Regions from separate parts of the Homo sapiens genome. Here all the other regions are linked to region 3. Evidence: chromatin loops called from intact Hi-C (ENCODE). Cell type or tissue: heart left ventricle. All regions are shown on one strand.

What was found. Peaks named below come from ENCODE experiments on the same cell type or tissue, not always from the same donor. Only the 100,000 strongest peaks of a DNase experiment are listed, where the experiment ranks them.
Region 1: it touches region 3 in a loop (3-fold over the local background); 40 of 110 quality-filtered maps call a loop at or near these places.
Region 2: a loop joins it to region 3, with 4 times the contacts of the local background. A loop is called at or near these places in 14 of 110 quality-filtered maps.

The regions. Positions count from the first base shown.
Region 1 is chr5:168,045,188-168,050,187 of GRCh38, forward strand. TENM2 (teneurin transmembrane protein 2) reads left to right here. Exons shown (of 31, transcript NM_001395460.1): 8 at 2,240-2,362. Among named protein-coding and RNA genes, the nearest start is that of TENM2-AS3, 94 kb to the left of the region's middle. RefSeq lists an enhancer at 2,542-3,299. In heart left ventricle, a CTCF peak has its summit at 2,359 (motif pointing left); a DNase peak (open chromatin) is centred at 2,614; H3K27ac peaks cover 948 bases.
Region 2 is chr5:167,931,764-167,936,763 of GRCh38, forward strand. All of the region lies in intron 5 of TENM2 (teneurin transmembrane protein 2), which reads left to right. It overlaps TENM2-AS3 (TENM2 antisense RNA 3), which reads right to left. Exons shown (of 3, transcript XR_941186.3): 3 at 4,618-5,000. Among named protein-coding and RNA genes, the nearest start is that of TENM2-AS3, 19 kb to the right of the region's middle. In heart left ventricle, no CTCF peak of the experiment used is centred here; a DNase peak (open chromatin) is centred at 3,028; H3K4me3 peaks cover 2,500 bases; H3K27ac peaks cover 2,776 bases.
Region 3 is chr5:167,720,901-167,725,900 of GRCh38, forward strand. The region is part of intron 4 of TENM2 (teneurin transmembrane protein 2); the gene reads left to right. Among named protein-coding and RNA genes, the nearest start is that of TENM2-AS4, 63 kb to the left of the region's middle. In heart left ventricle, CTCF peaks have their summits at 2,566 (motif pointing right) and 2,773; a DNase peak (open chromatin) is centred at 2,561.

The DNA of each region.
Region 1 (5,000 bases), 320 kb after region 3:
TCTGAGAAGTTACTGGTGTACTCTGACCCTAACCCTTTCCACCTCATCTGTAGTTTTCTTATTTTCAGGATACTTTTAAAAAATAAAAATAAAAAGATGCCATGGAACCCAAAACAAAGAAAAAGGTGGGAAGGGGAGGCAAGAGGGAAGGCATCCTTGGAAACAGAGGAAACACAGTTGCAGGGATGTCTCTTCCTGTTCAGTAACATTAGGGGATTGTTTGCTTCCTTTTCTCCCAAAGCTGATGGTTGCAATATGTTCTGCACCTTACAGTGGCAAGATTGAGTGCTATAAGAGCAGAGCAGTTTTGACAAGAGTTTGAGATGGGATGTTGGGGAGGTTGTCATCTTTGCCTGATGGGACCCACCACTCCTTCCATAGACGTGAAATCAAAGCTTTGTTAGGCCTGGGTTCCAGCGGCACCTGCAGTACCTGCCAGTGTCTGTCTTAAGACCCTCCTTGAAAGAACCGCACCTCCAGTGCAGCTGCAGCTGGCCCAAGGCGAGCTTCAATAACCCAATAGTATCATTTTTTTAAAAAATTATTTTAAAATAGCTAATTCCTTGGCTCCCTTCACCTGGTAATTACAAATCAGAAGCTATCGTTATCTTGAAGCCACCATGATTAGTTCTCATTTCCTGACCTCTGTATAGTGAAAATATGTCATTATTTGAGGCAATGGAATCTGGTCTCTTCAAGTGAGTGACCTACATATAACGGACAAACTGCAGGAGAAAATTAGGTGTTACCTTGATGGAAAGTGTACAGTAAATGTCACTTACTCTTATTACTATTTATCATCTCAAGAAGTTGTAACAGTGGGCCTTTCACTTTAGAGGAAAGAAAACATGGTTCTAAGATGGAGAAGAGTGTAAGTGAAAAGCAGACACACCCACACACACACGGACACCTTGCCACCTTCATCTGTGGCCATCAATCTGAGCTGTATTGTTTGAAGATAGGTTTTTAACCTTAATAGAATGCAGTCTGACTTTACGTGGTGGTAGGCATGCAGAATTAATTGCTGTGTGAACAATTTCCTAAGCATTGTTAATTGTGTTCCCTGCAGATAATTGTTTCTCCCATCCCCACATCAGACTCCAAACGTCTCCCTGTCAACAGCCCTTTCTCTCCTGCGGTGGTAGGAATGTAGCAACAGTGTCAACCTGTGTCCAGTGGAAATGCCAGACATCGTTTGGATGAGAGACATGCAGGGGAATAAATTCCTTACTTATTCTCAAAGGAAGCATCTCTTAGATAAGGGCTTTGAAAGAATACAGGTGTTTAGGGTTTGCTTTTCATTCCACTCAGTAGAAAAAACTCACCAAGAACCATCAGGGATAGGGTTGTGTTAAGTTTGCTAAACTCATGGTGGGGAGTTGACACAGGCAGGATGACAAGGAAGACCAGAAGTTTGTTTGGAGGCCTGGGGTGCCCATGGGAGTCAAGACTTCTTCAGACGTGCTCAGTTCCTTAGCAAAGAACAGGCAGTATTTCAGAACTCTGTTTCATTCCATACTCTGCTAAAGTGAGAGCGACAGAGACAGAAAGAATAGTAATGTTTTCAGAAAAGGACCCCATTCCACCATCAACCCCCCAAGCTTTTTCTACAATGTGCTGAAAGGTATCCACTCATCATGAAGAGGAGTGGAAAGGAAAAATATTCTAAAAGTTTGAAATAGTTAGGGAGGTGGGCCAGTACCACTATAGATGCTGCTGGCTGCACTGATAGTTCAGAGCAGGTACCAGCAAACAGGTACCAGCAAACAGGTACTATTCGGGTAGCCTCCTTTGAAGCTGATTTACTTGTGAGTGTATAGTTTGGGGAAACAATCCTTGTCAATGCCCCTAGACTAACAGTCTAAAAGCAACTGTGTCCAGAGTGTAGAAAAGGATGGATGTGGTAGAGCAGCACTCTTTACAGTGATTCGAAAGGGCCATTTTCCCCTCCATGGTGGCACCGTTTGGAAGATCTGGGCTGTGTTTTCTCCTCCCTCCTCCGCTCACTGTAAGGGATCCTCTCCCCCTGAGACTGTGAGCAGCAGCGCCAGAAGGGGAGACCTAACCACCCAGGTCTCTGCTTTCTGTATTTAGCTAATCCCTGTGGCCTGGGGCAAGCCATTTTTGACGCAGCTTCCTCAAAAGGCAATCGCTTGGAAAAGGGCACCTGGCCCTCCCCCTTGACATTTGCATTGCTGAATTATCTATTCATATTTTCATTACTTTGTCTCTCCTGCAGCAATGCATCTGCTCGGACTCAATTGGCAACTCCAGCCTGCAGATGGGCACACCTTTAACAATGGGATAAGGACCGGCTTACCAGGAAACGATGATGTGGCAACAATGCCATCTGGAGGCAAAGGTGAGGTTACAGCTGCTGCTTGCCCTCTTGAGGTCACAGGAAAATTCTGAGCTCTCGCCAGCTGGTTCAGGTTTTCTAATCCAAATCTTGGAAGGTATGCCAAAAGAAAAAGAAACGGGGGGAAAAATCATTGCCTTTCATAGGTGCCCCCATTAAAAGCTGTTTGCTGTTCCTGTCTGTTAGCTGTGTTTGGCTGGATCACTCAGAGCTGGCACAGTGCCTGCTCAGAGCAATGTGCATACCTATGCTATCTGCAGCAACTGGCATGGTCCAGAGCTACTTGAAAGCATCCCAGGGCCTGTGCAGAAACAGCAGCCACAGCAGCAGCTGGAGTGGCAGCAGCAGCAGCAGCAGCAGCAGGAGAAAGTCCTGCCTAATCAGAAGGCAGAGAGCAGCAGGCAGCACATGCCATCAGACTGGGTCCCTCTCCCAGGAGACATGCAGCCTCCCTGGGGAGGAAGCTGCCTGGCTTGGCATGAAAGAGAAAGGCTCAGAGCTGCTGTGCTTTGGGGGAGAATAGAAAGGAGTTTTGACAACTCGGCAACAAAGCTTCTCTTCTCAGAACAGTGAAGGGGACAATAGAAATGTTTATTGAAGCAATCAGGCAACTGTATCCTTGAAGGGAAAAAAAAAGGTGCTAACAAGGTGCTAAGAAGGAGGAGAGAAAACAGAACCATAGGGTGGGGGTGGGGGAGACTGGAGCAATTAAGACAGAGCAGCCAATGGAATGGTTAGCCAGGCTGGCACGCAGTGAGATATGCTTAATTCGGGATGGAAATCGCAAGGGAGAGATTGTATTAAAGGATTTCTCCAACATGCAAATTTCCATTCTGCCTTTTAGCATCTATAGCCACTTCACCCCCACATTTCGGAAACACCCTACAGGGATATTTCAAAGAAGGGAAAGGAAGCAGCATTTATTAGGCACCTATTGCATGCCAGGCTTAGCATTGTATAACTTTAACAACTTTAAAGGAAGGAAAAATCTCTCTGAGAAACTCAGGACCAGAAGGTATAGAAACTTACTCAAATAGGTACAAATTTGGACTCAGAGTTGTGCCCTGTGCATCTTTGGGCAGGAGGTTGGAGCTTTCCTTCAAGCAGTCATTTTCCACAAAGAAGATTCCAGAATTCATCTGCCCCCAGAGGTGCACATTAGTCATCCTGAGATGCTAATGCTGCTTCAATTATCCTCCCCAGAGCTGTCCTAATGCTTTGAGGATGACTTTTTTGTCTTTTTATCCAGTCTTTAAGAATCGCTGTACTCATCTGTCATAATCATAACACTAAATTACCTTTAAGTAAGCATGAAAAAGTTTTATCTGAGGATGAAATTATATGCTTTCCATAATCGGGTAAGTTAAACTAGACCTAAAACTGAAAAGTATATTTTGCCTTAACTGACCATGTTCTGCCTTAACTGACCAAAAAGCCCAGAGCCAAATGTATTGACCTCAGATTTGAAACCTGGTCACCTCCAGTACTTGACACTGTCTGCTCCTTCAGTTTTATCTAGGGCAATGGTTCTTAGTCATAGCATTTTTGCACCCCTAGAGGACATTTGGCAATGTCTAAAGACTATTTTGATTGTCACAGTTGGAAGGGGCATGGCAGGCATCTAGTGGATAGGGGTCAGAGATGCTGTTAAACAACCTATAATACACAGGACAGCCCCCTGTGATGAAGAATTATCTCCTTTCAAGATGACAATAGTGCTGCCCTTGGAAACTCCACTTTATGGGGTCTCCGTCACGTTTTATCCATAAATGTCCTTTAATCTACAAGTCAGCACCTCATCCCTTCAGAAGAATGCATAACACACATGTGAAATGAATATGCATATTCTATCATTGGGCACAGAGAAATTGTTTATATGTGTATACATTCTGAAATTATATGCCAATGCTTTTCGAGTAGTGTCCTTCATAAATGGGAATTAGTGATCTCTACTGGCCTCCGTAAATTAAGGTCAAGATCAAGCACTCCTCCCATTTGTGATAAGCCTCTATTTCTACCTCTGCTCCCCACCAGCTTTTGCATCCCACACCCATAGAACAAATCTTAAGAGTACAAGAGTATGCGTCTCTAAATTAACAAATGAAGAAACACTTTCCATTGTGTCTTTGGAAAGACCAGAATTTTTCCCCTCCTGTGCAACATGCTTTTGAAAATGTTGTTGTAGAAGTCATATAACATTACTAGTTCAGATATTTTCCAAATAAGTTATGTGACAGACAAAATGTTATTTTGTTTTTTTGTTTTGTTTTGTTTGAGACAGAGTCTCACTCTGTCACCTAGGCTGGAGTGCAGTGATGCAATCTCGGCTCACTGCAACCTCCACCTCCCCGGTTCAAGCAATTCTCCTGCCTCAGCCTCCAGAGTGGCTGGGACTACAGGCATGTGCCACCACGCCTGGCTAATTTTTTGTATTTTAGTGGAGACGGAGTTTCACCATGTTGCCCAGGCTGGTTGCAAACTCCTGAGCTCAGGCAATCCTCCCATCTCGGCCCCCCAAAGTGCTGGGATTACAGGCATGAGCCACTGTGCCCAGCAGAGACAGACAAAATGTTTGCCAAATCATTGTCCAGTGAATTTTGTCAATAGAATACTCAAGAAAAAAGTGTGAGAATTTAAAATT
Region 2 (5,000 bases), 210 kb after region 3:
AACTTTGGTTTTGATGGGATTTGGAAGGAAGATCTTGAGCCCTTATGCCTTTTCCCTTATCGCAGATTAATAGCTGTTTTGAAGCTGTGTCTACTTCTGCCGTTGCAGAGATGAAATCTGCATCCCCTCACTTTCTTGTGTAGGGCACTAGCTACAGTGTTCTTAGTTCAACCTCTATGAGTGTTCTAAAGATAGCAGTGTGACATTTCTGTTTCAATAAAGCCCAAATAGTAGGCGAGATATAAAACACCAGAGAAGAAAAAAGATATGTTTGCTGATTTCACCGAGGTCCGTATTGAGCTGCCTAGGTGAACAGTTGTAAGTCGGGAGTCTGACTGCAGGTGCAGGAGGGGGAGAGAGTGTTAACTTCTGTGAGGCATCATCTGTTGGCTGCTTAGCAGCACACATCTTGCTGCAATTCCATCGTGAAGGTCTCAGTCCCCTACAGACTAATGGTGAGTGGATGTAACATGGGACCTGCGAAAGGAAAGGTGGTTGTTTCTTGTTCTGTGGCTTTTCTCCTCAGTTGTGTCTTCAATGAGCTAAAGTGAATGTGCTGATTTACAGTCTGTATTTGCTCATGGTAGCTGTCTCATTATTAATTATTCAGGGTCTTCTTCCATCTTACACACATGTGTATGTGTGTTCATATGTATATGTATGTTTGAATGAATGAATGATGAAATAAACAGGCATAATTAGTAGGGTCGAATCGTTGTCCATGGTCAACACTAATTGACCCTACCAGTTATGCCTGTTTGTTTCATCTTTCATTCATTCAAACATACATATAATATACAATAAACATACATACATATGTGTGTAAGACTGAAGGAGACCCTGTTGAATTAATAATGAGACAGTGCCTGTACCTCTTCCTCCAGGAAGCCTTCCCTCATCCGCTAAGCCAAGAATCAGCAATTTTTTTTTCCTATGAAGATCCAGATAGAAAATATTTCAGGCTTCATTTTGTGAGCTGCACGCAGTCTCTATCACATATTCTTCTTTTTCACAATCCTTCAAAAATGTATAAAACATTCTTAGCTCGGCGGCTGAATGTGGTCCGTGGCCATCGTTTGCCCGTTTGCCAACCCCAAAACCAAACCAAGTGTCTCCTGTCTTCCCCACCAACCATAGCAGCCTACATGTTGTATTGAAAAGAGCTAAACTCTAGACTCCTGGAAAGGGGGTTCACATCTTTGCAGCCCCAGCCTAAGCAGTGGCAAGAATTCATTTTTCAAATATAAGGTGATCTCCACCTTCCAATTTTATATTCCACCTGGGAAAACAAGGTCATGTGCAAAAACCAGCGAAGTGACAATTCAGAGCACGGTCAGTGTTCTTGACAGGCCCTTGACAACTTTGACTTTCTGGGCGATAACCCCAAGTAAAGAAATTAGTTTCAAAAACTGCCCTGTAAGCTCTCAAAATGGCTTTTAGAAGGCATTTGCTCTATACTTTGTTAGGCCTTCAGCTAGGTGTTTGTTTGTTCTTTGTTAACACATGACTTTTAAAAATTAAATGTTTTTTTAAACAAAAACTTCAGAGATGAACAGCAAAAATGGTAAGGAGTGTGTGATGTTGTGAGCAGCAGGCCTAGAAACAGCCCAAAGATTGACAGCGTGACCTCAAGGATGGAGACAAAATAAATCAAAAGGAAATACACAGCTATATGACTGCATAGTACAATATGTTTTCTCTTAATAGGTTTTCAGTCATCAATTAAATGTTGAATTATGCTCATTATGCTCTCTTTAAAAATGCAGCCAAATTTAGCTTCCAATTTGGAATTATTATATCCACACAGCATGGTTAAAATAAAAATATCGAGCGTTTGCAGACAGTGAGTTGGGTTTGTCTGGGAAGTTCACGCATTTCGACTAATTCATTTATGAATAAATTGTGAAAAAAAAAAAGGCACATTCATGACCCAGGACCAACTAGAGTGAGGAGCCAGGGATGGGATGGCCTGGGCTGACAATGACTTCCTACCTGAGGCAAGGTACTTAAGCTCTCTAAACCTCAGCCTCCTGATGTGTATAATGGGTATCTCCTTCCACCCCGGTATGGTCACTGTGATGATTAAATACCATTACCTATGTAAAGTTCTTAAAACAAAAGCTGGCAGGTGGTAAAAGTGCTAACAAAAAATTAGCAATTGTTATTATTATCATTATCATCAATATTGTTAATGAATAAGTGTGAAAATGAATTTGACACACACAGTGTGCCAAAGGAGATGACAGAAAAGTGTAAATATGAATATGGCGAAGACATCTAGGATTGCACCTTATAGGAGGTGGTACTTGATCTGGAATTATCAAACCAATTTTAGAAATCAAGTTAAACTGGGACTGATTCCCCCAGAACACATATTATCATGGACAGCTTTCTTTGGTTAGGTTGAGAAAGACTGTTTTGTAGAAGAGTAAAACCTGCCCACATAATATTACATCAGATCCTATTATAAACTTTCAAATGTTTTGAATTTCCAGCACCATATCACATTAATTGTTTTATCCCTAAACTATCAGAGAAAGCAGCATCGTAACAGGGTGGAACAAATGCATTTAACTCAGAAAATAAGACATCCCTCCTCCTAGAAGGGGAAAGATTCCAATTTCCTTTCCCAACATTTTCTTTAAAATTGTTTTGGCTTCAGACCATACCTCATCTTATAGCCAAAATGTAACCTGGTAGGAGTGTAGACATCCCCATTTGTCGTCACCTTTAAAAGCAAGTACTTGAAAGGGTCTGTTTTCCTCTGGAAAACAAGTACCGATGTCAAGCCTAGCCACTGATGTAACACGATGAAAGCTGCTTCAGAGGAAGAAATTGGAACGAGGGAGTTTGGCTGGAGCAATGAGACATGTCGAGAGCCTTTGGGTATTAACCAGACTGGCAGTGTGATCCCTGGGAGGGAAGACAAAGATAGCACTCGCCTGTCTGACTCAGGGCATACCAATATCGCTCGAACCTTCCCGTCTTCCCACAAGGAAACTCGGCTCCAGCCCATTCAGGGCAGCCTTCCAGGGCCTGGCATGTGTGTGCTCAGCATCACGGGCAGCTAGCAAAGACCAGTGCAACGGAGGAGGCTTAGCTTAGTACGCGTTCGGCAGGACGGGTGTGCAGGCTGCACTGCCCTTGAGTCGTCCAGGTAGGCAGAAGGATGGCTTTTATTGACTTTCTGAGACTGGAAGCAAAGAAAGGGGGTGGGAAAGAAAACAGTAGGTGTCATTTTAGTTGTGCCCTCATGAGTGCGAGCGGGAAAGGTCAGAACACCTCAGGGGATGAGGACAGAGCCAGGGCAAGAGTGTTCCCCAGAAAGCTAGACAGCAATGGGACAAGGTACTGCTCTACAAACCGAGAGAGAAACAGAGGCGTGAAAAGAGCCGTTAGTGCAATGGAGTGTCGTGAATTATCTGTCAGTGCCGATGGCACTCTTGTTAGGATTCTCACACTTCTCACATGTTGTCCTGGTCTACTTCCTGGGACAAGCTTTTGTGAGCCAAAGACCCTATTGTGAGCCTAGGCAGTGCCATTTTTCTGTACATCCCTCTCTTTTCTGTGAGTTCCCAGCCCCATCATTTAGGAACCCCCTGGAATCTGATGGACAGGACTGATGTGGGTCACAGGTGCCAAAACTGAACAGACAGCTATGTTAATTACACCACACCTGTTTCCCCAGGTTAAGCCGTTGCTATTGGAAACTGTGATCTAATGAACCGTTATTGCAACTCCCCTTCAGTCATGTAACAGACCTTGGACTTGGAGCTCAGTCCCTTGTGCAAAAGGATAAGGAGAGTAATGAACGAGAGTGGCGGGTGGGAAAATAGCATCTGTACATGGTTCCTGGAGGTGGTGAAGGAGAGAAGTTGGTTCCACCTGCAGGGGAAGAGAGTGGTCCAGGAAGGTACTCCAGGATGATCTGAGAACTAAAAGATGAGAAAGCCTCTGCTAGCTGCTGGCATTCATGACACAGGGACTAGAACAGACCAAGTCATTTTAGATGTCTCCGTAAGTTGCCAGCACTGTATTTGGCATCCCCTCCATTCCTAAAGGTGTTTTTCCAATAAATCCATGGCAACATGCAGAGCTGTGCCATCGCATTAAACAAAACAGGTATGATTTTTTTTTTCGATTTCCCCAGCTCATGTTCTGTATCTCTACCCAATATGTTGCCGAGCTGTGAGCACCCTTAGGCTTCCATCTAAATAATTTTTAAACTTTTTATTTCTTTTACCACTTTGCACTTTTTGTTCCCAGAATGAACCCCTTCTACTATTGGAAATTTCCTAAGACAAACAAGTTTCTCTTCCTGGGTAGCAATTTCCATTGATGAAAAACCGCCTTGTATGCAGTCAGGAAGTAGAGCAGGTTGGGAAGGTCTGTAATTTGTTTCCCATCAACTAATAATCTTATTGTGATGAGTAATGTAGTCCTGTTAATGTCTCAACAAGGTTATGGATTGTGCTGAGTGTCAGTAGAGAAGCCGACAGCTTTGTACAGTGAAACCATTCATTCTCCTTTCTACACAGTATAGTTTCTTAAACAGCTTGCAATAGATCACATGAGCTTTAGCAAACAATATTTAAATGAATGTAAATACAAAAACGATTAACGATATGCCAATAGGACTTTTACTGAGAGGTTGATTCCGTTTTTGTGTTTTCCAGTGTGCTTTTATTTTTAAGGACATGACAAATATTTTGGAAACAGATTTACCAAGTTTTCAGGCTGCCTTTCTCCCTTGTTACAGAGTAGCCTCAGTGTCTCTGCCTGAAATGGCTCCTACCGTTAAGCAAGTCTTTCCCCCATCCATTGAAGCAAGTCTATCCTATTCTTAGCATTCAGCGTGATGTTTAATTTTATTGTGGTATTATATTTTTAAAGTTAACATACAGTAAAATTGGCTTCACTGTGTACAGTTCTGTAGATTTTAACACAAATACAGGTTTCTGGAACTGTCACAACTGCAGGAACCCAAGACAACCCTTTTG
Region 3 (5,000 bases):
AATGAACTCTATGCAGAAGACGAAGTTGGGTGGGTGTTGTGCTGGAATGAAAGCTGCAGTCGTCTTTGCAGATGCCAGTGTACTGGGAAATAGGCATGTGTATTTAGCATAATAAAGTCCTGCATTCTCATTGCCCAATCACTTAATTTTCTAAAAGAAAACTTATATCCTATCTCTCTTTTGATCCTACTTACTACAATATTAAGGGATTTAACAGCCTTAAGACCTTTTGTCCTTCAATCATTCATTAGTTTGATGTTATACCTAATCCCCATTTCCATTTGCAGAGAAGTCAGTGAATAGAATCAGCTACCATTATTAAACAGGTTTTAAAAAACGTACCACATCACTTGAAAAAAAAAATGATGAGGATTTTTTGGAGTGGTTTAATTTTGTATCTAATGCAACTAAAAACCTTACATATTCTTTTTTTCTATTGCTGTCATAACAGATTACCACCAACAGACGCTTAAGCGAACACACATTGATTATCCTACGGTTCTATAGGTAAAAGATCCGACTGGATTTCCACTGGGCTAAAATCAAGGTGTTAGTTGGGTTTCGTCTCTTTCTGGAGCACATAGCAAAGATTCTTTCTTCGCTTGGATTCCTGCTTCAAGAGGCTGTTTCCATTCCTTGGTTCATGGCCCCTTCCTTCATCTTCAAAGCCAGAAGTGTAGCCTCTCTTTGAGCCTGCTTTAGTTGTCACATTTCCCTCTGACCACAGCCAGGAAAATTTCCCCACTTAGAAGGACATGTGGATGAGTTCAAACTCACTTGGATAATCCAAAATATTCTCCCCACCTCAGGGCTCTTAACCTTAATCACATCTGGAAAGTCCCTTTTGCTATGTAAAGTAACATATTCCCAAGTCCTAGGCATTAGGACATAGACATTGTTGGGAATTCATGATTCTGCCCACCGTGCTTTATTTCCTTCCATTTCCAATGCGATTTGACAGAAATTCCAAATGATTCCCCCCAAAATCAGAAAAACCTATTTCAAAGTGTTTTATAACACATTAGCTGTTACTTCTTTAGCTTTGAAGTGAAATTAACCCAGACGTGAAATCCTCAGCTCTGTTTCCTTCCCACTCATGCTGTAGAAATAAACCTCCCAAAGATGCTGAGTAGGCTCTGTCCCAGGGCCAATGATGGCTGGTGGAGGTTGGTGGGACATCTCCCCTCTCCACTTCCAGCTATAAATCCCCATGTGTCACCCAAAGCCTGCATGGCTCACTTAGAGAAGCTCAACTGAGTGACTTCTGCCTCCCCTCAGGCACTGACTCCTACAAGCAGACAATTACTGGTGTCAGCAAGCATGTGCCTGTGGCTCGCTGCATGATTAGCCGTTAATATTTGGTTTTGAACTCCATCAGAGATAAGCTGTTCTTGCAGCATATCAAACCAGGCAATCTAATGCAAAGGATGCTATGGTCAGAATAAAGAGTTGCTCATTTTCCAAGAGATAAGTAGGTAGATAGATTGATAGATAGATAAATAGATAGATGGATACATAGATATAGGTAGAGATACAGCTATAGATTTAGATACAGATACAGATATAGATATATAGAAATAGAGATTTTTTAATAGACTAGTTTTTAGAATTCACGGATTCTTGTTGAGGGTGAAAAAGAAAAAGGGATACAGATCATGACGTCAGGAGATCGAGACCATCCTGGCCAACATGGTGAAACCCCATCTCTACTAAAAATACAAAAATTAGCTGGGCGTGGAGGTGCACGCCTGTAGTCCCAGCTACTAGGCAGGCAGCTGAGGCAGGATAATTGCTTGAACCCGGGACAAGGAGACTGCAGTGAGCCGAGATTGCGCCACTGCACTCCAGCCTGGCCATAGAGTGAGACTCTGTCTCAAAAAACAAAACAAAACAAAACAAACAAAAAAAAACAACTTTTGAGCTAAGTTCTCAAATATGTTTCTACTTCAATTTTAGGTCTCTTTCTCCTAAATATCAGAAAATGTCTTTGTCCAATATGAGTAGTCACGGAGAAATGAGGCAGTTTATTGGTAGTGAGAGTGTGATGAGGCAACCAACTACAAAAACCCTCTTTGGAGCTAGAATGATAGTGTTAGATTTCTATATCCCTCAAGGACTTTAACATTATAACCACTATGTCTGTCATTAAATACACCTGAGGTTGTGTATTCAGTGATTATAACCCTATTGGCATGCTTTTAAAAAAATTAAGGCTATTTTTTAGTCTGTGCCTGAAAACCACATTTTTAGGTCCCACTGTTGGCTAAGGAAAGAGTTAGGAGTTCATTCTTTGCCCAAGGTGCTGGGCTTATTTTATTAAAACATCCTTGCATGGTGACTTTCCTTATATTCAAAGTTCATTCCAGACGCCCAGCCTGATTTGGCCCCTGAGTCCTCATCTAGTGCCACTCTCTCCCTTGCTCACTCTTGTGCAGTCATGTTGGGCTTTTTCTGTTTCTGGAATGTACCGAATTCTCCAGTCTCCCCACCCTTGCACTTGAGGCTAGGTCTTTTCCCGGCTCCTCCTTCATTCATAAGTGCATTCTCAGCAAAACCGCCAGAGGGCGCCTGACACGTGAGCTCTGATCTGTCTTCAATGGCCTCCCATTTCACTCGAGATACAAGCCAAGGCTCTTATATCTAGCAGGAAGGCTGTCCACCATTTGAACTCAGTTTCTTCTCTGACCTCCTCTTCTGCCTACTTTCTTTTGGTTGCACCCCTGGACTTCGCTGTGTGCCTCAAATATGCTGGATATGCTCCCACCTCAAGACCTCTGCTGCTGCTGTTCCCTGTCCTAATAGTCTTCCTCTTAGTGTACACAAGGCTCCCTCCCTCTCTTCCTGCATCCTACTGCAGTTTCAGGTTCTAGACCAAGCATGTAGTAGGTGCTCAAGTAAATATCTATTGAATGAATGAACGAAAGCAGGCATTACTGTTCATGGAGCCCTTTCTGACAACCCTTTATTTAGCAAAATGGGATTTGCACTCTGCTAAGGAACGTGAATCTAATGTAAAAGATGGTGTCCCAGAAGGCTGTGAACTTTAGTGTTCAGACACACTGAGGTATAAATATATGAGTTCCACAGCCCTTCTGACTTTCTGTGCAGCTGACAGTACCTGTTTGATGAGAATTAAGTTTCCTGGGTACTCTGTAATTTAACCAGGACAATTGTTGCAGTGAGACCAGAGATTGTTTCTTTTGCTTTTGCCCATTCTTGTCTTATATATCTCATTGCATCTTATATCAGTACAATATTGGTAAATACTAGCACAAATAGCAAACTTTCTATGTAGTACACCCGTTAGGCCTCAGTGTGACTTGCCTTCCTCTCCAACAGCAGCCTTGTAAATGGTTTTGGAAAAGACAATCTGTGGATAAATTACTAGTTTTTTTTTTTTTTCCCATGTACTTACTGTGTGACTTTGGGCAAGTTTCTTAATGTCTCTGAATCTCTTCATGTATAAAACAGGGTTTTAAAAAATTCTACTTCATGAAGTCCTCATGTATTCATTTAATAAATATTTCATTGAGCACTTACTATGGTTGAGGCATTATTTAGGTGCTAGGGAAAGAGGGATGTACAGGACAAATAAGATGCCCAACTTTCATTCTATTGGGTGGAGGGAAGGAGGGAAGACAGTAGAGTAGGAAGGAGATGACGAATTCAGTAAGGTATTTTTCATGAGTGATGAGTGTTATCAAAGAAATAGGCCCAGGGAAATGAAATAGAAAGGGAAGAGATAGGAACACCACTTCAGGTTGAGTTATCAGAGAAGACTTCATTTCTTTGTGGCTGAGATCTAAATGCTGAGAAGAAACCAAACACACAAAGATCCTAGGGTATAATGTTCCAGGCAAGGGTAAAAGTAAAGTTCAAAGACCCTGAGACGGACAGTAGCTTGATGGTTTGGGGAACAGAAGGAAGACTGTCGAGCCCGCAGTCGTAGTGAGAGTGGTATTAAGGGAGCTCAGAGACATAAGCACAGGCTGGATTACGGCAGGTAAGCTCTGCAAAAAGTTTCTGGCAGAAATCATCTTACCACTCTTCCTGGCACCTCATAATTATCTAATAAATTTAAATGTCCTTTCTTTTCCAAATTTCAATTTTCTAATTAGAAGAAGGATTATATTTATTCTCCATTAAAATAAAGGGTATGAGCAAAGTTATGTTCAAATAGTTTGGTATGCTTGTGCTAATTTACATTTGTCACCAATCATGATTTTAATTAAATACATGGGAAATGGATTCTTATTAAAATTCAATAAATTTTTTTTTTACCCCAAATGTGGTCAAGTGTTTTCCCCTGGATTTATGTAAGCATAACTCCTATGATATGGTGTAAAATGAATCACACTTTTTTTTTAAAGATGCTTTTGTTTGAGTATCTTCAAGAAAAATCTGTTGTGAGAAAGATCCTAAACATATGTATGTATAGATGCATATCTTTGAAAGCCTATGTGAATACCAAGGGAATCTGAACTTTTTCTTTGGAGATGTTTACATAATAAATCTATTTTCATCAATCTGGCATATTTTTCTCCTAGCACTGACTTACTGAATGCCGCTGACCACGTGCTGCCTCTCATGCTAAATGCTTACTTAATTCATCACCAAATTCTGTAGACTGTACAGGCTAAACACCTCTAATGCATTTACTTATTTTCATCCTCACTGTCCATCACACTCCCTCCCTCCCTGTTTCTGCAACAGCTTCCCAATTGGATCTTTTTAAATGCAAATTGGATCCTGTGTTCTTTACTTTAAAATATTTGTATGGCTCGCCAGTGCCCTGAGTGGTTTAGGGGTTCTTAGCTTTTATCCCTTATTTACTTTTCTAAGTGCATCTGTTACCACTTCCTACAGGTCAGGGTCACGCTTAAGCTCCTCCCATCCTCAAAGAAGCCTTACTCTCTCGCTTTGCCTTGTCCCTTTTGCCTGAAATCCCCTTCCTCTACTCTACTTTAGCCCCTCCACCATTACCAGACTAATCTCTACTC